2 separate regions of the Homo sapiens genome follow, and region 2 is linked to region 1. A link is a loop called in an ENCODE intact Hi-C map of the cell type or tissue named here. Cell type or tissue: mammary epithelial cell. All regions are shown on one strand. Each heading gives the region's core, and the rest is flanking DNA. Links, peaks and the distances in the headings are about the cores only. Region 1 overlaps LOC107984933 (a long non-coding RNA gene). Region 2 overlaps LOC107984934 (a long non-coding RNA gene).

What was found. Peaks named below come from ENCODE experiments on the same cell type or tissue, not always from the same donor. Only the 100,000 strongest peaks of a DNase experiment are listed, where the experiment ranks them.
Region 2: a loop joins it to region 1, with 2.3 times the contacts of the local background. A loop is called at or near these places in 2 of 110 quality-filtered maps.

What each region holds. Positions count from the first base shown.
Region 1 is chr1:29,506,696-29,521,694 of GRCh38, forward strand. It overlaps LOC107984933 (a long non-coding RNA gene), which reads left to right. Exons shown (of 3, transcript XR_001737955.2): 2 at 10,892-11,008; 3 at 12,913-14,999. Among named protein-coding and RNA genes, the nearest start is that of LINC01756, 160 kb to the left of the region's middle. In mammary epithelial cell, for the core only: a CTCF peak has its summit at 6,780 (motif pointing right); a DNase peak (open chromatin) is centred at 6,806.
Region 2 is chr1:29,642,294-29,657,292 of GRCh38, forward strand. The region is part of intron 1 of LOC107984934 (a long non-coding RNA gene); the gene reads left to right. Among named protein-coding and RNA genes, the nearest start is that of LINC01756, 300 kb to the left of the region's middle. RefSeq lists an enhancer at 8,680-8,759. In mammary epithelial cell, for the core only: no CTCF peak of the experiment used is centred there; a DNase peak (open chromatin) is centred at 7,348; H3K27ac peaks cover 253 bases.

The DNA.
Region 1 (14,999 bases), core at 3,757-8,756:
AGGTGCAGGGGCTGGAGGGGAGGATGCCTAGAGTTCCAGTGCTAACACTCTTGCCTTTGTGAGATTCTCGGTGGGGATTCGAGACTTGGAACGCGTCTTGAAAGCAATGGGCTCCCCTTGTGCTTTCAGGACAGGATCCCGTATACAGCCCCTGGATGCATGGCAGATTTCTGGTAGGCAGGTTGGCTTGAAGTGAAATGGTCCGGATTTAGCAGGTGAGGCTTTGGAGGAGATGCTTCCATAGGGGCCCCCAGTGCGTGCTGAGACAGGCTCCAATAAACCTGTGGTGAGAAGTCACAGGCAAAACATGCAGGAACGTCTGCTTCTGCAAGAGGCCAGCTGACACTGTCCCCTTCAGAGCTGGAGCAGCTGGTGCAGACCCTGTTTTCTGCAGAGGACCCTGGGGCAGGGTGAAAGCCCTGAGCTGAGATGGGAGAAATCAGATTCTACTTGGGCGGGGTGGAGGGGCCGCTACTGTGTGCCTGGGGCTTTCCGAACCCTGCCCCATTATTACCCCTCACCCTCTGCAGGTGGTGACTTCCCAAATCCAACTACCCCTTAACATCTTCCCTAACCTGACTCAGGGTCCCCACTCCATCTCTCCTCAGCATTTCAGCAGCCTCCTCCCTGGGTGCCTGTTGCAGCCCATGCAGATCACACAGATCACATCAGACAGAAGCTCTTCCCCAAACCCAAGTCAGGCCATGTCACCTCCTGGCTTCCCATCGCCCTCCTACGCTGGCAGACGTTGACCCTTGTGGTCTGCTGCCTTGCCTCTCTCTACACCTGCTGACCTCCTTGCTCCTCTGGAAATGCACCAAACTCATCTCCACTGTGGGTCTTGGTCACTTGACGTCCCCTCTGTCAGGGAGGCTCTGAGTGTCACCTGCCTGGCTCTGTTGTTTTGTCTTTCTAATATCAGCCTAAATGTCACCACCTCAGTAAGGCCCTCTGGGATCTAAAGGAGCTCTGCCTCCCAGCGCTGGTGCTTTTAGTCCATCTCACAGTTTCCTTTTTAGGCTCTGTGCTGTGCACAGAGGATACAGCAGCGAGCAGGACATGTCCCTGTTCTTGGGTCCTTGTGGGTCCTGTTGATGAGTAATGATGAGAACTTTAGTTTCCATTGATTAGAAGGATGAAAAGAAAAAACGAGAAAAAAATAAAAAGAAAAGGGATCATGAGGACCAATATTAGCCAGGAAACACACACACACACACACACACACACACACACACACACACACACACACACACACATAACTATGAAAAAAACAACTGGTTGTGCCACACAGGAAGCACATGGGTTGCCATGGAAACAGGTAATGGGGCCCTCACCTATTGTGGGGGTTAGGGAGGGCATCCCTATTTCTGTCTAAGAGTAGCATTAAAATATTGAAAGGATGGGGCTTTCATTTCCTCCAAGATAGAGTCTCCATAGTCCTTTCAGGTCTTCCCCATGACAACTAAAAAGCCATGGACATAACCCAGCAGTAGGCACAGGAAGGCTGAAGGACAGAGGAAAGCAGACTGTCTAGATGCTCAGAATGTGAGGAATGGCACGGTGGCAAGCTCTCTGCCTTTCCCTATTGCTTCCCTTATATCCTAGGACAGAGTGCTGCATAAGCCCCCAACCCAGAATGGCCAACAGACACAGACCTAAAAAGCACCAAGAAAAACCTGTTGCTCTACGCAGAGGACTGGGAAAAGGGAAGCCAAAGGAGGAAATATTTTTGTCAAATCCTGCCCTACTCCAATACCAACAGAAAAGCTGCTCTTCTCCCACTCCTTCTGCCCTGCAATTTGAGCAGGATCGAGCAGGAAGCTGATGTTCCATCCATCCCCACTTCCGCTGCATGTAGCAGACATAGATGCTCTGACTCCCCTGCCAGGGTGGTGTCAGCAGGACCAGCCATGAGCTGAACCTCCACTTCCACCTGGCAGCAGTGAGACTTAAGGGGGTAATGCACTGTGGGGCTATTTACACTTGACACTTTCAACCTCATCCAACTGGCAATCATCAGTGTGTCCAGAGAGAAACTGCCTGCACCCTAATCTGGCATCCATAAAGCAGAACAAGGTGATAGGAAGTAGGGCTGGTTGGCACTCTGCTTCCTTCCCGTCCCTCTCCTGGTGTCAGTAGGGCCCAGTGGGAAGCTGAGTTTCTGCTTCTACCCTGCAGCAATAAAGTGATGTGAGTCAGCCCTCACCTCCCTCCACCCCTGGTGTCAGTAGGGCATGGTGGGAAGCTGAGCTTAACACCTCCATTCAGAGGCAACAGGGGAGTAGAGCTGACCCCATCTTTGCAGGCAGGCCCAAGGGGAGCAGAACACACATATCCATCTGGCCCTCTCATTAAAACTGTGGGAAAAAAAAAAGAATCTAGAGTCTTACAATATTCAAAATGCTCAGAATACAATAGAAAAATAATCACTTATCATACCAAGAATAGGAAAATCACAACTTGAATGAGAAAAGATAATCAACAGATGCCAACATTGAGATGAATCACATGTTGAAATGATCTAACAAGGACTCTAAAGCAGCCATCATAAAAATGATTCAATAAGCAATTATGGATGATCTTGAAACAAGTGAAAAATAAAACATTTCAGCAAAGAAATAGAAGTAATAAAAAAGAACAAAATGGAAATGATGGTTCTGAAATATACAATGACCAAATAAAAAACTCAATGAATGGCTCAACAGTGGAGATGATGGAGGATGGAACCAGTGAACTTGAGGAAAGATCAATAGAATTTACCCAGCCTGAAGAACAGAGAGAAAATAGACCTAAAAATAAAACAGAAAGTCTCAGAGACCTGTGGACATCAGCACAATAGCTCTCAGTCTTATTATTGGAGTCTCAGAAGGCGAGGAGAGTGGGACTGAAAAAGTATTTGAAGAAATAATGGCTAATACTCCCCCAATTTAGAGAAGGACATATACCTAACGATTCAAGAAGCTGAATAAACCGTTAAGTAGTATAAATCCAAAGAAATTCATGTCGGCCCGGTGTGGTGGCTAATGCTTGTAATTCCAGCACTTTTGGAGGCTGAGGCAGGTGAACTGCTTGACTGCAGGAGTTTGAGACCAGCCTGGACAACATGCTGAAACCCCATCTCTTTAAAAAAACACAAAAATTAGCCAAGCATGGTGGCACCAGCTTGTAGTCCCATGTACAGCCATGCCTGTAGTCTCAGCTTTTTGGGAGACTGAGGTGGGAGGATTGCTTGAGTCTGGGAGATCGAGGCTACAGTGAGCTGTGTGTGTGCCACTGCACTCCAGCCCAGGTGACAGAGTGAGACCCTGTCTGAAAAATAAAGAAATTCATGTGAAGCCACATCATAATTAAACACCTGAAAACTAAAGACAATGAAACATCTTAAACACAGTCAGAAAGAAACTACATGTTACTTCTAAGTTACACCAATTTGAATGACAGCCGATGTCTCTTTTGATACCAAGGAGGCTCAAATTAAGTGGCACAACAGTTTTCAGGTACAGAGAGAAAAGAACTGTCAATAGCACATTCTATATCTGGTGAAAATATTAAGGGGAAAATAAAGGCATTCTCAGATGAAGAAAAACTAAGAGAATTTGTTGCTAGCAGATATACCCTTAAAGAATAGCTAAAGGAAGTTCTGTGAACATAAAGGACATGATAATGGAGGAAAGCTAGGAATTTCAGAAAGAATGAAGACTCTAAGAATGGGTGGGGATAAACAGAGTAGACTATCCTTTTTCTTAGGAGTTTCTTAAATCCTATTTGCTGGTTGAAGCAAAAATTAAAAACCATCTAATGTGGTGTATAATGGATGTAAAGGAAGTAGTTTATGATTATCCTCATAAAGTGTGTAAAGAGATCTGAACAGGAGTAAGGGGCCTATGCTTTGTTCCCAGTGTTAAAACATCAACACCAGTAGAACAGGATGAGTTATGTATATATTTTGTGATATTTAGAGAAAACACTAAGAAAATTATAGAAAGTGATATTCTTGTATTCTCAAAAACACTATAAAAAATCAATACAGAATCCTAAAAAATGTTTAGGTAACCCACAAGAAGATACCAAGAGAGATCCAGAGGAATAAGAAACAAAGAAAACAAATAGAAAACAAAAAATAAAACAGCAGACTTAAGCTCTAACATATCAACAATTAAATGCAAATTGTCTCAATGCATCAATTAAAAGACAGAGATTGGCAGAGTGGATTAAAACAAGCAAAAAAAAACAAAAAAAAACCCACAGCAACAATAACTACAACAGAACCTCATACAATCCAACAACATGCTGCATTCAAGTAATTCACTGCAAATACAACAACATAGGTAGGTTGAAATGGAAAGAATGGAAAGAGATACACCATAAAAATGTTGATAAGAAAAGAAAGAGTGGCTATATTAATATCAGATAAAGCAGACTTCAGAACAAAGAAAATTGCTAGAGAGAAAGAGGAACATTACCTAATGATAAAAGGATTCATTTACCAAGAAGACATAACAATCCTAAGTGTGTATGCATTAAATACTAGCGTCTCAAAATACATGAAGCAAAACTGATAAAGCTGAACAGAGTAACAGACAAATCAAAAAATGTAGCTGGAGATTTCAATATGCTATTCTCAGCAATTGATAAAACTAATAGATCATCAGTAAAGCTTTAGATCGGAACAACACGATCAAGAGCAGTGGTTCCTAACCATTCTGGCACCAGGGACTGGTTTCGTGGAAGACAATTTTTCCACGGACATGGGGTAGTGGGGAGAATAGTTTGGGGATGAAACTGTTTCATCTCAGATCATCAGGTGTTAGTTAGATTTTCATAAGGAGCAGGCAACCTAGATCCGTCGCATGCACAGTTTACAATAGAGTTTGCACTTCTAGGAGAATCTAATGTTGCTGCTGATCTGGCAAGAGGTGGGGCTCAGGCAGTAATTCCTGCCCACCTAATGCTCACCTCCTGCTGTGCAGCCTGGTTCCTAATAGGCCACAGACCGACACCGGTCTGCAGCCCAGGGGTTGGGGATCCCTGATCAAGAGGGTCTAATTGACATATACAGAACACTTTACCCCAAACAGAAGAACACACATCTATTTTCAAGTGCCCACGGAACAGTCACTAAGGTAAGACTATACCCTGTGCCATAAATAACAAAAATGAAAACAACGAAAGTTAACGAATGGGTTCAATAGTCAAATGGAGGAGACAGAGGAAAGAGTCAGTAATCTTGGATACAGAACAATATAAATTACTCAATCTGAACCACAGAAAGAAAATATACTGGGAGAAAAAAAGAACAGAGCACCAGGGACCTATGGGACTATAACTAGAGATCTAACACTTATGTCATCAGAATCCCAGGAAGAGAAAAAAAAGGAGGTGGGGGCTGAAAAAAGACTCAGAGAAATAATGGCTGAAAACTTCCTAAATTTGGCAAAAGACACAAACCTACGGATTCAAGAAGCTGAGTGAACTCCAAACAGGATAATCTCAAAAGATATTCACACCAAGACACATCATAGTCAAAATTTTTAAAATTAAAGACAAAGAAAATATCTTGAAAGCAGTGAGGGAGAAATGACAACCTCTCTGCAGGGGAAAAATATTAGAACAAAAAAGGATTTCTCATCAGAAACCATGGAGGCTAGAGGGAAGTGGCTCAACATTTTTTTCAAGTGCTGAAAGAAAAGAACTGTCAACCCAGAATCCTATATTCAGGGAAAATACCCTTCATAAATGAAGGGGAAATTGACATTTTCAGATGAAGAAAAACTAAGATAATTTGTTGCTAACAGAAACGTACCCTAAAAGAATGGCTAAAACACTCTCTAAATGGAGAAGAAACAGTAAAAGAAGGAATCATAGAACACCAGGAAGAAGAAAGAACACAGTAAGCAAAAGTATGGGTAAATATAATGAACTTTTACTCTCCTCTTAAGTTTTCTAAATTGTATTTGATGGTTGAAAAAAATTATAGCACTTTCTGATGTGGTTCTAAATGTATATAGAAGAAATAGTTAAGAAATTTATATTATTAACGAGGAGGGTAAAGGGAGGCAAGCTTTCTATACTTCCCTCAAACTGGCAAAATGATGACACTAGTAGACTGTGATAAATTATCTATATATTAATGTAATGTAACTGACAGTAACCACTATAGACACTATACAAAGAGATATACTCAAAACCAGTATAGATAAGTCAAAATTGAAGTCTAAAAAAACTATTCACATAACCCACAGGAAGGCAGAAGAAAGAAACAAGGGATATTGGTCTGTAGTTTTCTTTTTGTGTGCTGTCTTTGGCTTTTTTGGTATCAGGGTAGAGGAATGGCTGGTTGAAAGTAACACAAGTTTTTTCAACTGAAAAATGAGGAAATCATAGGCCTCACGTCACAGGAAGGGTTGTGGTTGTGAGGTTTAAGGTAATGCATATAAAACAAATGCATTAATGCCTGGCACTTACAGTATGTAATTCACCTTTAATAAATGATTGCTATAATTTTGTTTAATAACGTAGTGTCACTTCCTAATTCAAGATCGCCCTGGACTGCAGTCTGAATCAACCTATTTTTTTGTAGTATTTAAATTTATAAGTTCCAAAATTGATCTGAAACAGTTTAGTTATACATTGGATGAAATATATTTATAGAAATCAGGATGATGGGGGAAATGAAAGCCTTATGGTTAACTAAATGATATCATCAGGTCTCCATTCTTGGCTCTGGTCTCCACCATGCCAGCCTCACACACAGACAGGCTCTCTCCTCTAGATGGCTCCATGGTTCCACGCTCACACCCTGTGGTCTCTGATTCCACGGACAGGGCCGGAATTCAGCCTGATTGGCTCAGATTGGGTCATGTGCTCATGCCTGAACCAGTCACTGTGGCTGGGGAAGCAAGGCTCTGATTGGCTAGACCTGGGGTTCTGGCTACCCCTCCATCTGGGGTGGGGTGATTTCTGCAGGACCCCTTAGGACCGAGAGGGTTTCTCCAGGGAAATAAGGAGGCTATTATCAGAGGCGAGCCTTCTGGTGGGGTGGGCAGAATCAGCAGATGTTGGTGGTGGCTGGAGTCACAGATGGGCTTTTAGTTTGCTAAAGCTGCCATAACGATGTGTCACAAACCGAGGGGCTTCAAGGACAGAATGTATTGTGTTCCCTCATAGTTCTGGAGGCTAGAAGTCCCCATTTAAGGTGCCAGCAATGTGAGTTCCTTCTGAGGGCTGTGAGGAAGAATACGTTCCATGTCTTCCCCTAGCTTCTCGGGGATGGATGGCTGGCAATCTTCGGCGTCCCTTGGCTTGTAGAAGCGTTACCCAATTGCTGCTCCCATCTTCATATGGCATTCTCTTGGTATGTGTGTCTCTACGTCCAGGTTTCCCCTTTTTACAAGGACACTAGTTATATTGAATTGGGGCCCACCCCAATGACCTCATTTTAAATTGATTGCCTTTCTTTGTAAAGGCCCTATTTCCAAATGAGGCCACATTCTGAGGTGCTAGGGATTAGGCTTTCGACATATAAATATTTGGAGGACACAACCCAAGCCATAACAGGCGTGACAGCTGGTACCCACCCAGATCCTCTTGACTGACCAGGGCACCAATTCTTTCTGGCTGCAGTGAGTATTAACCTCAGCTCAAGAGCGCTGACTGCAGACTCACCTTGCAAAGGCTAAGAGGTTAAACTCTCCCCACACGGTGACCTTCAGCTAATGACACAGGGTTCAAAAAAATCTATCTCACTGCCCAGGGCAGGAGAGCCGTGTGGTGCCACAGATGACGTTCCAGAGCTCCCCGTGGGCTCAGGCTGGGGGTGAACTCGCGTTGAGCCCATGCCCTGGTCTGGCTTCTTGCCTGCCCTCTGCTGCTTCCGTCACTCCCGTTCTCCTGAGGGTATGCCCTCCACAATCCCACACATCCCCACACATCTCCGTCTCAGGCTCTGCTTCTAGGGAGACCGACCTATATGGAATCTTCTGGAACAGCCATCCTCGGGCACCTGCCATCCTGTAGATCACGTTCTCTCTGTGAGGGGCTGATTCAGAAAGGGCTCTGTTGCCAAGCTCCCAGCAAGGCAGGGCTGGCATCGTGGGGTCTTGCAACCCAAGTTCCCGCTGCTCGTTTGTCGCAATTCTTCCCATGTCTGCTCAAGGTCCTCATGAAATCCGTCGTCTCCATATAATTTCCACATATCTCTCTGCTCTAGGTTTGATTAACAGCAAGTTATAAACAAATTTCAGGAAAAAGGAAACCAGCATCTCCCCAGGGCAGCCAGAGTCTATTGGCAGATGGCAAATTGCTTTGCAGCCAATATTTTTGTTTGCTTGATTTTTATACAGATAAAGAACTAAGCTAATTAATATACATTTCTTATCATCTTTAGGTCTTGGGAACCTCTTTGCTCCATAGTGAATTGATTACCAGGTTTCAATAAAGGGTCTGTCTTTGCAATTACAGTTCATTAATAGATTTAAAAGGGAGGGAGGATGGTTAAGTCTCACTAAGAGGATTATTTTGCATTTCTCTTCTTTTAATTACATGGCTTATGTCCTGGTTCAGAGTTCTGTGAAAGATGGGGGGAAAGTCCCAGCACCCCATCTGTTCCAGATGCCAATGCAATTAATAGGGGAGGAGACAGGAGCTTCTCAGGGGCTTCCTGCTAACTGAGGCTGCACCTGCCTCCTCTTCAGAGCTACCTTGTGGCTCGGAAGCTCAGCCACCAGAGCTCAGTTGGCAGCAGGTATGCTGGTGTAGGCAGGGGCTGTTCTGCCCACGGAGATGCAATATCTGGGGATTTGGGTCAGGACAGCCTTGGTCCTCTATTGAGCTCTCAGAATGTAAGCCCCTAACACATAGTAGGTACCCAAGAAGCACCTATTGCTTTTTGGGGAGATGGGGAGAATGATTCTCTTCGCTTGGGGGAGACTGTGAAATGAGGGGATGTGTGCAAAGTGCAGAGTACGGGCCGGGTGCCCTCGCTGTTCAAGACGAAGCTGCATGCTAAACACTTCTCCCTCCTCCTCCTCCTGCTCCTCCTCCCATCCTCCTCCACTTCCTCCCCTCCTCCTCCTTCTCCTCCTCCTCCTCCTCCTTCTTCTTCTTCTTCCTCTTCTTCTTTTTCCTCCTCTTCCTCTTCTTTCTTCCTTTTTTTTTTTTGAAAAGGTCTCACCTATTGCTTCTTGGGTACCTACTATGTGCTAGGGGCTTTACATGGATTTTCTAATTTAAACTTTGCTGTGATCCATTTTTACAGACCATTTTGCAGGTAGAGGAACTAAGGCAAACAAATGTGTGCAGGACCCTGGGCTAGATGCAGAGAGGTGGGAGATGAACATTTTCCAGACGTTAAAGGAGACCCCGCCTTGGGCACTGAAGTGGGAGCTGGAATTTGAAGTCAGGCCTGTTGTCTCAGAAATTTCTGTTATGTTCACTCTCTCTTTGCTGCTGTCTGGTGGCACTTTCTGTGCTTCAGTTTTCCTACCTGTGAAATGGGCCCCAGAGACTGGATGGAGTGAGTGTGAAGGCTCCTTCGGCTTTGGGGTGCTGTGTTTTGAAGAGGCTGGGCCTGGAATGGCAGGCGTGGGGCTGGTATGGGAGAGTCTGGTGTCGGGGACTCTGAGTCTCCAGAAATGAGGAGCCTTCAGTCCTCAGCACTAGGGTTGGCTCAGACCTGATCAGAGAGAGCTGGTTTTACCCCTGTCACTTGAGGGATATCAGTAGCATCTCACTCTTTAATCTCCTTTTCCCAAAAACTCCCAAGGTAGGCAATGACCTTGCTCATAGGACAAACCATGGGTCTGTGGTGTCAGAGAAGGCTACACCCCTTTCTCCAGCTGGGCCATCCTCCACATATGACTCTGGAGTGTCTGTGTGAGGGTCACCTCCACTTTCCCTGGCCTTTGTATGTGTAGAGTCTTTGTAATTCGGGGGGCAGCAGCCAAGACCTGTGTGTTGGGAGTGAAGTGGGGGCTGAGAAGGGGCACGCCCAGGAGACACCTTCCTGTGCCTTATCCTCTCTTGTTCCTATTTGCAAATGGCTAAGTCCTTTGTCCTCAAATCAGAATATAATTGTTTGTGAGCCCCAGTCACTGCAGCCTGGTGGGGGCAGGGGGATACTAGAGACACTGAGCAGAGGTGTTGGAGGAACCCCAACACAGACACCTTGGAGAGACCATGGACTCTTCCTCTTCCTCTTCCTCCTCCTCCTCTTCCTCCTCCTCCTCCTTCTCCTTCTTCCTCCTTCTTCCTTCTCCTTCTCCTCCTTCCTCCTTCCTGGTGTGGTGGGCCTTGTCCCTGGCATGGCCTGTGGCTGTGGTCATGTGACTGCAGCTCTGGGGCTCAGTTTGCTCCCCTGGGAGATGGCAAGAATAATTCTCCTTGCTTAGGGGAGACTGTGAAATAAGGGGATGTGTGCAAAGTGCAGAGTACGGGCTGGGCACCCTCACTGTTGAAGATGAACATGCTAAACACTGCTGTTCTTCACAACAGCTTCAGGACGCAGGTACTATTTGATCCCATCTTCCAGATGGGGGAAAATGAGGCTCAGAGAGCAAGCCCTTGCAGTGGTAAAGGGAAGGGCTGGGACTTGAACCTGGGCCTGTCTGCCCCATGAGGCCCCTGATGCTTCTCTTCCCCAGTGGAAAACCTCTCATTCCCCCATGTACTCTTCAGGGGACTTGGATTGGTGTCCCTGCCTGGATTGGTACCATGTCTGGACTCCCCATGCCCTTCCCCATAGCCCCTACTACTTCCCAGAAGCTTCTCTGCCTGTTCCCTACCCTGCCATTGTTGCCAGGGCTCGTTTGGATGTGGCTGCCTTTCTGGAAGGTTCTGTTCCCTTTTCTTATTGTCAGATTTTCACTTGCAGTTTCCTCTTTGTTTGCGGTAGGACCCTTGGCACCTGAACAGAAGCCACCTTTTGGGTTCTCTCCCTGGGGTGGTGCAGAGCCTGGAATCCTGCCCCTCAGTGCCTGGGGCTTCCTCTGGGAAGAAGGAGGAGCACGTGGTGAGTACCCCAGTGTGCGTCCCATTCTCGGGTCCCTTGGGGTCATCACAGCCTTGGATCCCCCTGATGGGCTTTCCCATACAAGGCCCATGCTCAGCCGGCCCCTTCCAGCTGCCGTGGAGTTTCCTTTGCCCAGACCCTGCCTGGGAGCAGCAGGTGTGGATGGGGCCTCTCCAGGAAGGAGAGGAACTGGCCTTGCCCTGGGCTGGGTTGGGCTGGGCTGGGCTGGTAGGGGCCAGGCCATGTCCACCCAGGGTGCCGCCTTCTCTTGGATCCTGCCACTTCTCCAATAGCAACTGGAGCTGCCCAGGGAGTGGGGTGTACTCACTGGGATATGCATGGGTTGTGCATGCACAAACATTTTATATTTCATAGTTTCCCAGTCATGTATGTATTTTAATAGTATCAGGAAAAAGCCCACAAGCAATTAGTGGATTGAAGCCTTGATTTCATGGATATTGTTGCTCAGAGTGAGACAAATGGAAAACAGGGGCCCCATTTCAAATCAGTTTAAAGGGACGTGTGAGTCAACATTGTATAAGGGGAGGGTGGGGACAGCGAAACGCCTGAAAGTATCAGAGAAGCTTCTCCAGTGTGGGAGATGCAGAGGAGGCCTCTGAGCTCCAGAGTTAGACACCCGGGGCCAGTCTGGCTCTGTCTGGGGCTGAGGGGCCTTGGGCAGGTTGCTGCACCTCTGTGAGCTTAAGTTTCCTCATCTGTGACGTGGGGTGAGCCATAGCAGCTCACAGGGTTGTAGTGAGGGTTGATGAGATGAAGAGGGTGGTGTGCTGGAAGGAGCTTGGCACAGGGTCGGCCCAGTCAGAGTAGTGGGGATTGGTGTGATCATTATTATTGTTATTAGTAGTGTCACTGTTATCCTTAGGGTGGATGACTTCTTCTTCTTCTTCTTCTCCTTCTTCTTCTTCCTCTTCCTCTTCTTCTTCTTCCTCCTCCTCCTCTTCCTCCTCTTCCTCTTCTTCTTCTTCCTCCTCCTCTTCCTCCTCTTCCTCTTCTTCTTCTTCTACTTCTTCTTCTCCTCTTCCTCCTTCTTCCTTCTCCTTCTCCTCCTTCCTGCTTCCTCCTTCCTCCTTCTCCTTTTCTCCTCCTTCTTCCTTCTCCTTCTCCTCCTCCTGCTTCTTCCTTCTCCTCCTTCCTCCTTCCTCATTCTCCTTCTCCTTCTCCTCCTTCCTTCTTCCTTCTTCCTTCTCCTTCTTCTTCTTCTTCTTCTTTTTTTTTTTTGAAAAGGTCTCACTGTTGACCAGCTTGTAGTGCGTTGATGTGATCATGGCTCACTGCATCCTCAAAGTCCTGGGCTCAAACAATCCTCCCACCTCAGCCTCCCAAAGTGCCAGGATTATAAGCATGAGCCACTCTGTGCCTGGCTCCTCAGGGAAGTTATTCTGGGTGAAGTGACCCATGGCTTTCAGTAGGGAAGAGACTGAGAGCTCGACACCCCAATCCTCGCAAAGCATCCTGTGGGCAGTCCCCACTAGGGTGTCCTCCTCGAACCTTGAGCAGGACAGCTGGCCATGTGGGAGAGGGCCTGGCTTGGGGCTAGGCAGGCTGGGTGTAAGTCCAGCTTGGCCGCCCACTGGGGAGCTGAACAGCCTCTCAGAGCTGCCCTGTCCTTGACTATAGGCTGAGACCACAAGATCCACCTCTCAGGGTGTGAGAGGGGAGTGGCTTGTGCCCTCCCCACGGCCAAGTCTACTGGGCTCTGGGCTCTGGTTTCCTCTCTGCGACAGGCCACCCCTGGACCCCAACCTTCCTGCTGGAGAGCAGCTGAGATTGGGATGGGTGGGCAGGGGGCTGCCCTGGGATGTCCCGGGGGACTCAGTACTGATCCCGTCTCTTCCAGAGTTCCAGCCCCTCCATGCCTATTCTCTCATTTCTCTCCTTCCCAGAAATCAAATTTCTTCCCAGAGAAGCCTGAACTAACCCTGGCAGGACAGCTGCTGCTCAGAGCCCACTGAGAATTCAGCCAATTAAATGGGGAAATATGGGAGAAGACCTCCATGGTGGGGCAGGGCGAGTCCACCAGAAGAATAAACAGACATGAAAGACAAGGGGCTCCTGGCTCCTGCTGCCCAAGCTGCTCATGCCAAGGGAGAGTCACGAGAAAACTCCACTCAGCAAAGGTCCTGTCTCGCTCCTCATAGTTAATATGCTGGGAAAACAGCAACCCCGGCAGCAGCCGTGTGTTCAGCCGGGATGCATCTGCCAAGGGCTGAGCTCATAGCTTCGCCACCTGGGGCTTCAGGGCCCGTTTAACCCACTCAGACATGGAGGTGCTGGGAGGGGGAGACTGGGGTGAGCCATGGGAGGGGGGAATCTGGAGTCAGTGACCAGGACCCTGCATTTTGATGCAGAGAGGAGCTTAGAGATCTTTGGCTCAACGTCCTCCTGCAGATTCTGAAACAGGAGGAGAGGGTCCTGGAACCTTCCTTCTCACACTCGGGTGGAGGATTTTCAGATCTTGCAGTCCCCTCCATGGCAGCTGTCACACATGGGATCTCAGAGTCAGAGCTTCTTTCATGAGCTCCAAGACACTTTCATAAAAGCTTTGAATCACAGAATCTGAGCATCTGCTCCCTGTCACAGAATCCTAGAATCCCAGGATCACAGAATCATTTGTGGACTCACAGACTCAAGACTCTCAGAATGAAAGGATCTCTGGGGAAGACTTGGAGACTCACCCACGCAGCTCAGACCCCTGGAATCACAGAACAATCGGGAGAAGTGATATTAGAAGATATCTAATATCGTGGAATCAGCATCTTAGCACAGGACGTGACCTTAGCCCAGTTCCCCCTGGTCATGCGGGAAGTCCTCTCTTCACTGTCCTGGGTAATGGTTTGAACTCTGGTAGAGACGGTGAGGTCACCATCTGACAGGGTCACCTGTTCCATTCTTGGGCAGATCAGGCTGCTGGTGCTGAGACTAAATTTGCCTCCACATGACCCACCTACCAATCTGGCTCCTGGCTCCTCCTCCCACGAAGAACTGAATATGTAAGGTGATCTGGACACCCACACAGAGGCTTAACACAGCCAAGCACAGCTTGGTCCTTGGCCAGAGGTGTCTGCCTCCCTCTAGGGCAGAGTTGGGCACCAGGACGCAGGAACCGATGGGGCTGCTTGGCTCACTTCAGTTCAATTCAGTTCACCCAAACAAGCAAGAGGTGTCCAGTCTGCTCCTCTTCTGGAGGAGGGGCCGGTCAGGGACAGGGGTGGGCAGGTAGGAACGCCCACCAGGAAGGAAGCTCAGTGGTGCTCTGGGAGAAGGAATGATCCTGTTCTCAGGGGTAGAGAGGATGCCTGGGGCCAGAGGTGACAAATAAGGCTGGTCAGAGTTATCCCAGCCCTGCCGCTGACCATGAGGTAACTTTGGGAAATCACTCAATGCCTCAGAGCCTCAGTTTCTCCATCTGAGAAATGGGATCATGAAGCCCCCTCTGTGTGATTGGTGCAGGGCTGTGTTGGGATTCACGCAGGGCACTCACCTCCCAGCACGGCTCTTGGCACAGCCAAGGCAAAATATATTAATTCCCTCCTGTCCCTCCATCCTTGGGCCTGGGGGATGAGCAGGATTCTCCAGATGGAGAAGATCTGGGAAAGGCATTCCAGGCGCAGGGAACAGCCTGTGCCAAGCCCTGGGAGCTGGGAGCATTTGAAGACTCGGAGTGTCAGGATGTGGGGGCAAAGTGCAGGCCTGGTCTGGGGGCAGTGGGCCCTGGATGCCACCATCCAGGATGGTGGGGTGAGGGCGCTGGGAGCCATAACAGGCACAGGTAGCCTCCTGCAGAGACCCTCCACCCTCCTTTGGTGCCCAGTATCAGCCTGGGGAGAGAGTGTAGCTGCCCAGCCTCCTGGGACCCCACCAGCCAGGCAGCAGCAGAAAAGTGGAACCAATGAAAACACACCAGAAACAATCATCACACAGACGAGGTCCGTGCCCAGCCAAACCCCAGCCCTGAGCACATGGAATGATT
Region 2 (14,999 bases), core at 4,891-9,890, 140 kb after region 1:
GGAAGGGGAGGAGAAAGAGGATGATGAGGAGGAGGAGGAGTAGCAGGAGAGGGAAAGGATGGGCTGAGATAGAAATGGATTTGGGTGTCAGACAGACGTGAGCTTGAAACCCAAAGCTGCCATTTCCCAGCAGATTTTAATATTTGTTTAAATCCTCCTTGTTTGTTTAAAGGAAACCACTCCTCGTAAAGTTGATGCGACGTTTATGTAAGATGAGGCAACAAAAATATTTGGTGGAGTGTCTGATGTTCAGGGGCGCTCAGTAAGAGACATCAACACCAGCCTCCAGATAGAGAACGTTCCCTTTGTGCTAGGCCCTCTGCCAATAGGATTGCATCAATCAAGTCACCAAATCCTCAGAACAACCCCCTGATAAGATTCCATTGTTGTGTCCATTTTACAGGTGAGGAATACTGAGGCCAGAGAGGCTGATGCCCGCGTCACTCAGCTAGTCGGTAGATGGCCCTTTACTTTTCATTTTGGGCTTCAGAGCCTGACAGCCAAGCTCTGGGTGAAGGAAGCACACGCAGACCCCAACACCATGACCACCCTCCCCCTGCCACCATCCCTCCATTCCTGCACTCTGCCAAATCCTGAGCCTATCCCCAGATAGCTTCATTTCCCCAGAGAGGGAGCCACTTCATTACAAAGGTCCCTCTCCACAAAGACAGAACACGGAGGCCGATTAAAGCCCGTCAGCCCAGCATCACTTTTGTAATCGATGCTCTGTGACTGTGAATCGGGTGTCTGTCGGCAGCTGCCTAATTTTAGCTGGGTCTTTGCAGGCTTCTCACCAGGCTCACCCACCCCAGTGGATGGGCAGAGAGGTTCTGAGAAGCATCATTGATCTTTTGACTAAAGTGTCCTAATGAAATACAAATCTGCCATTTCTCACAGAGCTGTCTGTCGTGGTGGCACAGAAGAGATGCCACTGGGAGAGCCAGAACCATAATTTCATGTAAAACCCATCTTGCATGGTGCCCTGCAACCCACCTCTTCCTTGCCTTGACCTTGGCCCCCCAGTTCAGTCCTGGGAAATCGATGCCTTTTACTGTTTCAACTTTGGCACAGAGCGATGGGGGAAGAGCTGTCAATAGGTGTTAAAGACATTCCCAGTTGTGGGCAAGCTCCCTGTTAGGGGGTCCTGGTCTCTGGCAGTGAGTTGGCACTGCCAACATGTTTACTTGCATGGGGGAGATTCAGTGCCCCTGGCCGTGGGCATTCTGCCCAGTGTAAGTGACTAAGGAGGCAGCAGGGGTGAAGGGTTTTCAGGGCATCTGGAGTCCCTGGAAATGTAAAAAAAAAAAAAAATTGTCCATGGGGCGAAAGTGGGTAGAATAAGTAAATGCTGTCTTCATCTTGCAACCAGATAGTGGGGACTTTAGAAAAGGAGGGAGAGAGAATAGCAACTACCACTTGGGGACAGATGTTATGGTAGGACCAGGTCATCAGATGTGACTTGGGAGAAGATCCTGGGGCTCCAACTATTTCATCATGGAAGTGGGACCTCTAAGACCCAGGAAAGGAAGGGCAACCTTTTCCATGATCACCCCACAAATCAGTGGCAGGAAGAGAGATACAGATGTCCCCAGTTAGATTTTCAGCTTCTTAAGAGGAATTGTCCCTGTGCACAGAACATCGTGGAAAGAATATGATTTCTCTCAGCCAGCACTGAGTGTGCCCAACAGTCTAGATGAGGGGTCAGCAAACTATAGCCCATGGGCCATATGTGGCTCCACAGTCTGATTTTGTAAATAAAGTTTTATTGGAACAGACACATTCATTTACCTACTAAGTGTCTAAAGCTGCTTTCACACTGTAACTGCAAAGTTGAGTTGTTTCAACAGAGATGGTATAATACACAAAGCCTAAAATATTTACATTTTATAATTAAATATTTCAATTAAATATTAATTATAATCAAATATTTACAACTGTATAATAAAATTAAATATTTATAATTAATTACAATTAAATATTTAAATCTGGCCCTTTATGGAAAACATTTGCTAACCCCTTGTCTAGGTCCCTGAAGGGATCTTACACATAATTTACACAATGGTTTTATGTACATTTTAGTGTTATTATTGAAGTCAGAAACTTATTTTCAAATGGATCTGACATAGATTCCCCAAAATCTAAAATTAGAGCAGCAAAACTTTTCAGATTGCAGTGGAGAGGGGGCTGAGCCTGCCCATTCCTGGCCTCCTCTTAGCCTGCTCTGGTCCCCAAGTAGAGGTACTGGATAAAATATAGGACACCTGGTTATGTTTGAGTTCTAGATAAACAATAATTTTTTAGTATAAGTATGTCCCAAATATTGTATGGGGCATACTTACACTAAACAAATATTCATTGTTTAGCTGAAAGTCAAGTATAACTGAGAATCTATCCATCTTATATTTTTATTTGCTTAATCTGGCAACTCAACTTTTGAGCCACCACAGAGGAAGAACCTAGGTGAAAATGATTAGCCTCTGGAATAGATTTCAAACTCAGCTTGCCATTTCAAGTCTGGCCTTGGCCAAACTCTGCAGCGTCATCACCTGCCCTGACCTTCCCCCACTCCTTCCTGTATTAGTCCATTCTCACACTGCTGTAAAGACACAGCCGTGAATGGGTAATTTATAAAGGAAGGATATTTAATTGACGCACAGTTCTGCATGGCTGGGGAGGCCTCAGGAAACTTACAATCATGGCGGAAGGAGAAGGGGAAGCAAAGACCTTCTGCACATGGTGGCAGGAAAGAGAAGTGCAAGCAGGGGAAATGCCAGACACTTATAAAACCATCAGATCTCATAGGAACTCACTCACTGCCATGAGAACAGCAGGAGGGAGAATGTCCCTATGATCCAATCACCTCCCACAGAGAAGCAGATCTCTCCTTCAACACCTGGGGATTTACAATTCAAGATGAGATTTGGGTGGGGACACAAAGCCTAACCTTATCACCCCCCCATCCTTCACTCTCCAGCTCCACGGAGCTCTTTTTTGCTTCCTTCCACACCGCTGTTCCCCTGCCCAGATGCCTCCACAGACCCTGATCCCCAAGCTCAGCCTTTCTGCTTGGCCAGTTCTGCAGAATCACCTCTCATGAGGTGTCCATCTATAGATTCAGCAGGTGCAGGTAAACAGAAGCCAGGAAACCACAGATTCAGAGCTCCTGGCTTAGAGTCATTGTGGAGCAGGGATTCATGGAGAGGAGTGTAGGCAAAATCACGGGCATTTTTAAGCTACTAGTCAGATCTCTCTTTTTCTTCCTGAACACATGGAGTTGAAATCACAAATTATCCTGTGTCTACACAGGGCAGTGAGCCCTTTAAGGGCAGACATGGTATCTTTTTCAACTCAACTCTGCGGCTCCTCTTGTGATCCTGTGAAAGACAGGAAGGGAAAAGCAGTTCAAGAGGGAGGCCCAGCAGAAGCAAAGGCACCGTAGTGAGGGCGAGTGCCGCAGACCCCGGGAACAGGGCAAAGCAGAGGAGGAATGAGAATAACAGGAGGGACAGTAAGGCCCTGCAGAGAGAGCTGGGCTTAGCATGGGGCCCACGTGCATGTGGATTCTGACTGCCCACTTCTGGCTGCTTCCCTGAGCCTCTGTTTTCTCACCTATAAAATGAGGATCGTGATCGGCGCCTCACAGTGTTATTGTGGAGATGAAATAGGAGAATGTATTAGGTTGAATGATAGAAAGTTGTTGCTATTTCAACCTATATTTTCAGCCTACGAAATTGGCAATTTCACAGTGATTACCCTAATATATAGAGTGTTAATTCCTTGCATGGTGCCTGGCACATAGTAGATGCTCATTTTAATGAAAGCTCTTATTATGAAGGGTAACTACAGTGGGCCCTGCCTGCGGGCTAGGGCAAGTTTCCAGAGAATCCCAAAGCCAGAGCAATGAAGACCCCAGGAGGAGGTTGGCGTCCCTCTGCAGCCCTGACCGGCCCTTCTAGGGATGGGCTGTGCTTTTGAATAGTTAAGGGTCATGGCTTCTCTGCATCAGAGACTCCTGTCCCTGCTTTAACCTTCCCCTGCTAACCTGCCGAGAGCCTAGCATTGTCTCAAGTGGCACTGAAAAGCTTGTGGCCCGGCCTTGTGGCCTGGAGGATTTCCAAGGTGTCACCACCAAGCAGGTGCTGGTGGCATCTCAGAGCAAGGCCTGAGGGGCTTCTGCCTTCTCTCCAGGGGATTCCTCCCTGCTCCTTTCCAGAAGCTCAGAGGCTTTCACTGGTAACGTCAGGCCAGGTTCATGTGGGAACTGGATTTCTGGAAAGCAGACCTTGGCAGGGGCCCTGGAGAACATGTGAATTTCCCCAGTGACTGAGCTCCCATGGCTGCCTCTGAGGAGTGAAAAGGGGAGTGGGCAGGAACAGGACAGGGAGGGGAGAGGAGGTGATGGGCCCCATGAGGATATGGCCACTCTCATTCGCTCCAGGTGACTATTCAATGGGGCAAAATTATCCCCGAATCCCCTTTATCTCCATTAAGTGCTTCTAGGAAAGACTGACTTGATATTTTGGGTAGGTGGGAAGAAAAGTGAGAGACAATAATTTTCAATAGAAATTGCAGGATGAAGAAATCTCAGTGATTTCAGCTTTGGGTGCTTTTTTTTTTTTTTCTTTTTTTGAGACGGAGTCTTGCTCTGTTGCCCAGGCCGTAGTGCAGTGGTGCCATCTTGGCTCACTGCAACCGCTGCCTTCCAGGTTCAAGCGATTCTCCTGCCTCAGCCTCCCGAGTAGCTGGGATTATAGGCGGCTGCCACCATGCCTGGCTAATTTTTGTATTTTTAGTAGAGACAGGGTTTCACCATGTTGGCCGGGCTGGTCTCGAATTCTCGAATTTCTGACCTCAGGCGATCTGCCTGCCTCCGCCTCGCCTCCGAAAGTGCTGGGATTACAGGTGTGAGCCATTGCACCCAGCCTAGCTTTGAGTGCTTTTTAATGTCTCTAAATGGCGCCAGGTGAGGTGAGAAGCCAGGTCTGACACCCAGCCCTTCTGCAGAAGGTGCTCCAGGGTCCCCTGCATGTCCCTGCTCTGGGTGAGGGACCGGAGGCAGGGAATCTGGGTCCTGGTGTCATCCTCTGGAAAATGGGGATAACAATAGTACTCATCCCCTTGGGTTGTTGTTTGAAGGGTTTACCACACTGTTTATCCCACTCAGGACATTTTGGCTACTCCTACTATTATTTTATTATTATTATTCCTACAGTGCCCCCAGAAAAGTTGTGCCAATTCTTGTGACAGATGAAAGATTCTAAAAGCACCTCCAGAGTGCTTTAGACACAGATATGAGACCAAGTGAGCTGGCTTCTTGTCGTCTCTGACACCACACAAGATCTTACTGATCTAACTCTCTTTCTGAGTCTCAGTATTTTCATCTGTGAAATGTGCTTAGGATCTTATGCAATGGCTGACAACCCTTTTAGGTGATGAATTTGTGAATACAGATGTCCAGAAAGCAAGGCACTCTTTTAAATAGAACAGACAGACCTTTTGCAATCATTCAAATGACTCAGGAAAACTTGTTGGATGAAGTGAAGATAAACCTCATGCCTGGCTCATGATTTATTCTGAGTTATTTTTTGTCTACTGTACTTTCTATATATCCATTTGTTAGTTTAATATGCATTTATTAGAAAGCACCATGGGCAAGGTTGGGGTTTGGGGAGACAGAAATTCATTGTTTTGGGCAGTGGGAATGCAATTGTGAAAAAGGTAGACAAGGACTCTGCCCTGAAGGAGCTCACATTCTGGAGGGGGAGGTGGGATATAAGTAAATACATCAATAAATAGGTTGATTTCCGACCATGATGAGAGCTACTAAGGCAATAGCTGCAGATGATGTACAGGATTGAGGCCTGATGGACAGGAGGAGGGAAATGTCTGATAGGATGATCAGGGAGGGCTTCTCAGAGGAGGTGATGTTTGAATTCAGCCTTGAACAATGAGGAGCCAGCCATAAGGCTGCTGCGGGGGAAGAGAGCCCCAGGCAGAGGAACAGCACATGCAAAGCTCTGGAGGTGAGTGTGAGCTCGGAACTCAGAAAAGGCTGGTGTGGCTGGAGCGTAGTAAGGTGGGGAGAGCAGTAGGAGATGAAGTCAGAGGTAGAATTGTGAGGATTAAAAGTTCTCAGCCAAGTTTTCAGCACATGGTAGCTCCTTTTTAACTGTTACTTATTATTACCTATGATCACAGTGCTGAGACCTCACTTGGGTACAGGAAACATGGGTAGGATTAGAGAGAGGAGAACAATTTTGAGGATCTTGAAGTTCCTCCTGGACCCATGAATTTGTGAAGAAGAGGCTTGCAAAAACTTTGCTCATTTTAGTAGGGTAAATACTTTCACTTCTAGTCTTGTTTATATTATTAATTGGTTTAGCAAAACAATTCTTCCCATAGCAAACACAAAGGTGCCCAGAATTATGATCAGTTTTCATTAGTGAGATTTTATTGTACTTCAAAAGACAGATCTAAGTTTCCCTGTGAAAATGTAAAGATTAATTCAAGACTCAGAACTCATTTTTTTTTTTTTTTTTTTTTTTGGTTTTGGAAGTATCTGACAGTATTCTAATATTAGCAAAATTGTGAATTCAGCAGGATTTCACTTTTATATGCTTGGAAACTTCTCTCATCCTAGGCCCCTCTGCCTCCCAGGATGCCAGTCTCCTAGGGCTCTTCTAGGACGGCCTATCCAGGGTCCCCCAGGTTGGCCCTGGTTTCCCAAGGCTAGTCTTTTCCATGACTTACAGGACTGGAACCAGCGTTAAAGGTCAGGGAGCCCATTTCACAGACGAGGAAAGCAAGGTCAGAGAGGGAAAGAAACTACTCTTAGGATGCCTATCAGGAATACAATCTGGGACAAGGACATCTCCTCAAGGCTTGTTAAACCACAGCACATGGAGCGCAGCTGCTGTTGCCAGATACACAAAAGATCAGTTCTGCCAATAACTGGAATTAATTCATTAATGGATTCATTCTAAAGACATTCATTGAGCTGACAGGGTGCCAGAAAATGTGCAAGACACTAGTGAAACAGAAGAGAATAAGATTAAATCTCTGTTCTCAAGGGCAGGGAGTCGGGGTAGCTGGGCAGGGGGGCTGTGAACCGACGGAGACCAAGCACAGTATGCCAGTGGGCAGGATGGAAGGTTTACCAGAGAAGGTGACACCCAAGACTGGCTTTGCTGTGCAGGTGGTAGAAGTCATCCAAGCCAGAGGGAACCCCTGGGCAAGACCTGCGGTGGAGTGAGTGCGCAGCACTGAGGACCCTGCAAATATTCAGATGAGTCAGGCTGAGTGCAGTAGGGGTGTAGCTGGAAGGGACTGGATAGGTAGCCTGGGGCCAGATCACCAAGGCATTTGAATGCCTGCCAAGTGCTCAGTAACATTCCCTCCTCTCTCCATTCTGCAAAGAGCCCTTCATTTCTTTCCTGTTTGCTCCTTGATACTCCATGTTATTTTGGTTGCGTTGCCAATCCACTACCTCCCTTCCCGCGTAGGAGTGAGCATGTGACCTGGAAGTGACCAATCACAAGTTCCCATCCAAGTGGCTGCTGCGATTGGTGCAGAGGCAGGCACGTGGCTCAAGCCAGAGCAAGCAGAGCCCCTCTGGGGCGTCGTGGGGTCAGGGGTGTGTGTGGGTCATGAATGGATGCTGGGTGGGGAAAGGTCTCTCCTTCCTACGGGTCCACTGGCTGGGTGGCTGTCAGGCTGGTACTATCTTGGGCGTGGCCTCTCCACCCATCTGGCCATTTGGAAGAGAGTATGAGCTGGGCTTTTGACCTTGTATTATGTAAACGGGCTTCATACCCAGGTCTGAGTGCAGAGCCGTGCTCTGATCATGAATTGCCTAATTGCATGCAGTGCTCACCAGAAGCCAGTGCCCACGCACCTGCCTCTCCTGGCTGCCTCCAGCCCTTTCCACCCCAGCCCTCTGCCTTCCTGACTCATCTTTAAGTAAAGGCTTTTCTTCGCCTCCGTGCAGCGCTCCGAAGCTCTGCTTTCCTGGAAGAACTGGGACACCTCTATCCATAGTGTTCTCAGGAAGCCCAGACGTCTCAATTATTCATTAGTCTGACTTCTCCATCAAAGGGTCTGAAGTTCTAGAAAACTTTCTCCAGTAGCCTGCTGTGGGAGTCGCAGGGTCCTACTGTTTAGTGAGCCAGGAAGAGAAATGAGCCTGTTGCTCCCAAAGGGCAGACTGGCTGCTTGATCTAAAATAGGAGGGGAAGAAGGTTGACCTGGTTTGTGCTGGGTTTTTTTTGGGGGGTGGGTGGATGGCCTTCTAGGACTGTACCCCAGGGGGTTGGGCCAGGATTCAAGGCAAGAGCAGGGGACCTCTGGGTGCTGCTGGCACTTGCGGTGGGTGGGCAGGGTGGAGGGGAATGACTGTTTGGAGGAGAATGAAATCCTGCCCTGGCCTGTGTCCATCTGTGCACAGCCCCACGTGAGGGACCCTGGGCCACTAAGGTTCGGTCTCCCCTACCACCTCTGGTCTCTGTGAACTCCAGGACTTCATGACACCCCAGATCTATTTTTAACAAGCTTATTAACTTTAAAAAGTTTATTTGCATTCAGTTTTCACTCAACTAAAGCCAACAGCCTTTGCAAGCTTGCCTTATGGAAACTGAAAGCTGGAAGGGGCCTTAGAAGTCACAAGGTCTAACCCCTTTAGAGGGTTCCCCATGTCTCAGGAGAGGGTCCTATCTATAGCACAGGACTAGAGATCTGTCACATGCTGGCCCCAGGACGCTTCCAGCTCCACTCTGGCCACAGTAGACATTCCCCCAACATGTTATGAACCTGCACTGCTGTGGGCCTTGGCTCCTGTGTTGCCCCATCTGGAATACCCTGAAGACACTTCCCCTCTCCCACCTGGTCCAATTCTAAGCATCCACCATGAGATCGCGTCTCCTCCTTGGAACCTTCCTGATCCCACCAGGCAAAACTAACTGCTCTGTCTTTCATCTCCCATTGAGGTCTCAGCTCAAATGTTCCCTTCTCACAAAGACCTTCACTGACCCAACATCTGATGGGCACTGTCCTTTCCCCACCTCAATAGCATGACCCAGTTTTGATTTCTTCACTGTACCTGTCCCTACCTGGAATAGTCTTGCTGATGCATTGCTTATCTGTCTCTTTCTGCCTCCCCATTCCATGGTGTCAGCTCTTGGGGTGCAGGGACCTTGTCTGTTCACTGCTGCAGCCCAGGCCCCACACAGGGCTGCACAGGGTGGAACCACAGTGAGCCTTTTTGGGGTGAATAAGCCTGAAGTTGAGCCTCCTCCAGATCCCAGGTTCTGTCCCTCCACTGTTCCTGAATGGTTGCTGCTCTGGAGCAGAACACCCTCCCTCACCTTGGCTGCCCGTACTGGCCATGCTGGCTCTCTGGGGCAGCACGAGGAGTTCAGAGCCCCAGGCTGGACCCAGCCAGACCACTCCCCTGTGATGCTTTATGGTTCCTCTCCGGGCTCCTGAGATCAGCCACATTTTGAGAGTTTGGAGAAGGAACGTTAAGGCAGCCAAGTGGATAAATCACATTTTTAAAAAATGGGCCAAACATGGATTTACACAATAGCTTGTGACAAATGCAGCTTCAGGGGATGATCTGGCAGGAAACATCCACTTTTCCAAAGGGCACCACGGCCCTGGTAGAAATAATGAGGGCTTTTTTTAGGATTGTAATTATTCCCAGGTGCTGACAGGCCAAAGATCTGATCACTGCTGTCACTCAGCACTCACGTGTGCACCCAGCAGGCTCTATTCTTGGGACTCCAGGTAAGCGTCCTGCTCCCAGGGGTGGCTGGCATGTCCAGTGTACGTCCTCGTGGTTCCTGACCCCCTCCTGCCCACGCACAGTCTTGGAGGGAATAGGGCACGGGAGGCTCCTGTGAGCGCAGGGCCAGGGAGGCAGCAGATCCTTGGCCAATGGTGTGTCTTTTCTCCTGCCACAGCTCTAGGGCAGGGGAGGCTTCAGGGTCTCCTGAATGTATCCAACAGGCTCATGAGGCTGGGGGTGCAGTGATTAGTGATCGGGGCTATGAGGCTGTTGCTCAGCAGAGAAATAAGGGCCCCTACTGTACAAGCTGGAAAAGGCTGTGGTGGCTGCCCACCTGATGCTTTGATGGTCCTGAGCGGGGAATAGAGGCCTATGGGAATGCTGAAGGCTGAATGACGCGAGTGTTGGATTCTGGGAGAATTGTCAGTGCCGACCTCTCTGCAGGAGGGATGGACTCACTCATGTGGTGCAGCTGCAGAGGGCCAGGCACAGCCCTTGGCCTTGGCATCTGTATTAGGCTGTCCTTGCATTGCTATAAAGAAATACCTGAGGCTGGGTAATTTACAAGAAAAGAGGTTTAACTGGCTCACGGCTCTACAGGCTGAACAGGAAGCACAGTGCCAGTATCTGCTTCTAGGGAAGCCTCTGGAAGCTTGCAATCATGGTGGAATGCAAAGAGGGAGCAGGCAGGTCACATGGCAAAAGCAGGAACAAGAGATAGAGAGTCTGGGGGAGAGGCCACACACTTTTAAATGACTGGAATCTCCTGTGAACTCAGAGAGAGAGCTCACTTATCACAAAGGAGGTGGCCCAAGCCATTCATAAGGCACCTGCCCCCATGATCCAATAACCTCCCACCAGGCCCCACCTCCAACAGTAGTGGATTACATTTCAACATGAGATTTGGGTGGGGACAAATATCCAAACTATATCAGCATCTCACTCAGGGCTCACAACAGCCCTGTGAGGTATGTGTTAGCCCATTTCCCAGATGAGAAAAGTGAGGCTCAGAGAGGCTAAGCGACTGGCCCAGCATCCCCTGGTGAATCCCTCCTCCACCTTTTCCACCTGGAAAAGACACCCAAACTTCCTGGCTTGTGCACCAGCCAGAGATGCCCCAACCCCACCACTCCAGGGCTGGAGTGTGAAGGGGGCTGCAGGGCAGGCCATGGGACCTTGGTTGGGTTCTGCTCACTGGGAGATGACTGAGGACCAGTGGCGTCTCTCTCCTGCCCCCATGCCACAACTTCCTGCAAATCAAAGGGAGATTGAAGCAATTATATGGACAGCAAGGGTGAAGATTATGGCTCTGGGCCAGTGCCTGAGTGGCTCACAGAGCTCTGGGACCAATGGGCTTCATGACATCCCTGCTCAAGGCAGCTCTGCCCCAGGCCCAGAGCAGCTGCTGGCTCCACTCATGCCCGGCTCCACCCATCCTTCTTGAATCCTAGAGGGCCCACTGCCCCGAGGAGCCCTCCCTCCACACTGAGCTCCCCTAACTCTGCCTCAGCCTTGAGGGGGATCTTGGTTCTGTACCCATCAGTTCCCCTGCACTGGGGGAATTCAGGACCCTGGACAAGATCCTCAGGGGCCAAAAGTTCAGGAGCTGAAGCTACTATCTGAAGGACCCATCTGGCCTGGGTCCTCTATCTACTGCCTCCACCTTGGACCAAACTTCACTATATCTGCCTAGACCCTGCAATCGTCCCCAATATGTCCCCTGTCTATTCTTGTCCCCTCTTCCCATCCATTTCTATAGCAGCCAGGAGGTTCTTCATAAAAGTTGAAGCAGAGTAAGTCCCTCCCCAGCTTAAACTCTCTAGAGGCTTCCCTATTGCACTTCAAATGAAATCTGAATGCTCATCAAGGAGTATCCACTATCAGTCAGGGTCTTAGCAGGGAGCAGACCACCAAGGACCAATGGGAGAGGGTGATTGAAGGGAGGGTAATGGAGGGCAATTCACCAAGGTGTGGCAGGGATACAGGAAGGCAGCAGGGGATGGTGAGGCCACTGGGGGCCGGCAACAGTGGGGGGCTGTTTCCATCCCGGTCCAGAAAGAAGCTGTTACCAGACCTCAGAGAGAGCTGCAGCCTCAGAAGAGGGGTCACCAGATGGAGCTGGGGCTTCAAGAGAGAAAGAGAGCCATTGCAGCTATAGTTAAGAGGGAGGGAGCCAGGGAATAAGCACCCAATATCTTTCTACTCCTGTTACTTGGTCTCCTCTGGTGCTTCTAGAACACACAGAAGCTGGGGCACAAGAGGGCACAGGAGCCCTATTGATGCCATCCATTCAGATCAGTCTCCTGGCAGGAGGCTGAGGTTGGGTCTGGAGGGCACTCAGAGGATGGCAGCACATGTAGCCCCAAGGTCCACCCGATCTGCCCCTGCCTGTCCCTCTGACCTTGTCTCCTGCCCTCTGCTCTCACTGACTGTTTCCACTACACTGACCTCTGCTCAGTAATATGGTTTGGGTGTGTGATCCCACCTCCCACCCAAATCTCACATCAAATTGTAATCCTCAGTGTTGTAGGTGGGGCCTGGTGGGAGGTGATTGGATCATGAGGGTAGTTCTCATGAATGGTTTAGTACCACCCCCCTTGGTACTATATAGTGAGTGAGTTCTCAGGAGATCTGGTTGTTTGAAAGTGTGTAGCACCTCCCACCTTGCCCTCTCTTCCTCCTGCTCTGGCCATGTAAGATATGCCCACTTCCCCTTTGCCTTCCGCCATGATTGTAAGTTTCCTGAGGCCTCCCCAGAAGCAGAAGCCTCCATGCTTCCTGTACAGCCTGTGGAATCGTGAGCAAATTAAACCTCTTTTCTTTATAAATTACCCAGCCTCAAGTACTTTTTATTTTATTTTATTTTATTATTTTTTTTGAGAGAGTCTCACTCTGTCTCCCAGGCTGGAATGCAGTGGCACAATCTCGGCTCACTGCAACCTCCGCCTCCTGGGTTCAAGTGATTCTCCCACCTCAGCCTCCTGAGTAGCTGGGAGTACAGGCATGCACCACCACACCTGGCTAATTTTTTGTATTAGTAGAGATGGGGTTTCGCCATGTTGGCCAGGCTGGTCTTGAACTCCTGACCTCAAGTGATCCACCCACCTTGGCCTCCAAAAGTGTTGGGATTATAGGCATGAGCCACCGCACCTGGCCTCAAGTACTTTTTTATAGCAATGTGAGATCTGACTCATACACTCAGTTTCTCAATTACGCAGAATGCATTTCTGCGTCAGGGCCTTTGCACCTGCTCTTTCCTCTCCCTGGGAGGTTCTTCTTCCTCATCCTCTCATGGCATTGAGAGCTCAGCACAAATGTCACCTCCTCCTAGGGGCTCTCCAGACACTCATCCAGCTCTGTCCCCGCATCCTCCACCATCACTTCTGTTGCATTGTGTCCCTTCATTTGCACATAGCACACATCTCTATCTGACGTTTGTGGTTTACTTCTTGACCAGCTGGTGCATCAGCACCAAGAGATTAAGACCAAGTCTCTTTTGTTCCCTGTCATATCCTCATCACTGAGGGCAGTATCTGCATCCACAAAGTGATTAAGGAATGCTTGTTAAATGACTGTCTAATAACCAAGTGAGAGGGTAATGGGTAAGAGCACAGACCCTGGTGTTGGGACATAATCTGGGTTTGAAGCCCAGCTCTACCACTTTCTTAGCTGTGTGCCTTTGGTCAAGTCACTCAGCCTCTCTGAATGACTCAGTTTCTTCATCTGTTAAATGGGAATAATAAGATAACACTCCCCTCTGGGTTGTTGTGCAGATTGAATGAATAAACATTTGGCACTGAACCTTGCCTGTAATGGTAGGTGGTAGAGGGGCATTTGCTATTTTCCTTATTGTTGTCCCTGATTTTGGCATCTGAGCTGCTACCTTGCTCCTCCTCTTGAGACCCCAGGCCATCTAGGGCTGAGTCTCAGCCTCTCCCCATTTCCCACAGCTGTCTTTAAGCTGTGCGGCATTCCTGAGCAGGACGTAAGAACTCCTCCAGGCTCTGACCACTCTCCCAGCCTCGCACAGCGCCCTCCTGCCTCCTTCCCTGAGTGGCAGCTCCAAAGTCTTCCTTCAGCTCCTCAGACAAGCCCTGCCTCCCCCACCTCAGGAGGCAACATGCATGCTGCTCCTCCTGCCCCCCGACAGCTTTCCTCTCCTCTCTCCTGCATCTCTCAGTCTCAGATCAAATATCACCTCCCCTGACCTCACCTGGGCCAGGTCAAGCCTATCATCCATCTTGGGTACCTGCCCATCTCCTTGGCAACACCCCTGCAGGTAGTCATTAACTTTGTTAGCTAGTAAATATTTTCCTCCCCTGTGGGAAAATATTCCCTGGGTTCCGTGCTAGGGGTAGTGGGTCTTTGGGCAGCTGTTACCTGACCTAGGCATGGCATCTGATCCCAGGTTACCCTGACCCTTTCACCCAAGGCTCATTCATTCACTTCTCTCTCTAACTCCATCCCTCCCTCCCTTTTTTCCTCCCATCCCCCAAAGCATTTACCAAGTTGAGTTAATCTTTTATTTTAGGCCCTGTGCTAGGCATTTTAGTTCTAAGATGCTGCTCCAGACCTGGGCTTCCAGCCCCCTAGTGGGCGTCGGAGGGGCACACAGCACAGAGTGCCAAATGTGTGAGAGGGATGAGAAGGAGATGCAGGGGAGAGCAGAGGAGGCCTTAACCCAGCCTGCTGGGTGTCTGGAGTGGGTAGTCAGAGAAGGCTTCCCAGAGGAGATATTTTGAAAGAGTTTTGAAAGACACATGAATTTCCTAGGAGCTGAGGAAACAGCATCTCAGGCATAGGGAGCAACATTTGTGGAAGACCAGAGCATTTTTGAAACTTCAGCAGCAGACAGGTGGAGGGAGGGTAGCGAAAAAGAAGACATTTATGCAGCCAAAAAACACATGAAAAAATGCTCGTCATCACTGGCCATCAGAGAAATGCAAATCAAAACCACAATAAGATACCATCTCACACCAGTTAGAATGGCGATCATTAAAAAGTCAGGAAACAACAGGTGCTGGAGAGGATGTGGAGAAATAGGAACACTTTTAAACTGTTGGTGGGACTGTAAACTAGTTCAACCATTGTGGAAGTCAGTGTGGCAATTCCTCAGGGATCTAGAACTGGAAATACCATTTGACCCAGCCATCCCATTACTGAGTATATACCCAAAGGACTATGAATCATGCTGCTATAAAGACACATGCACACGTAT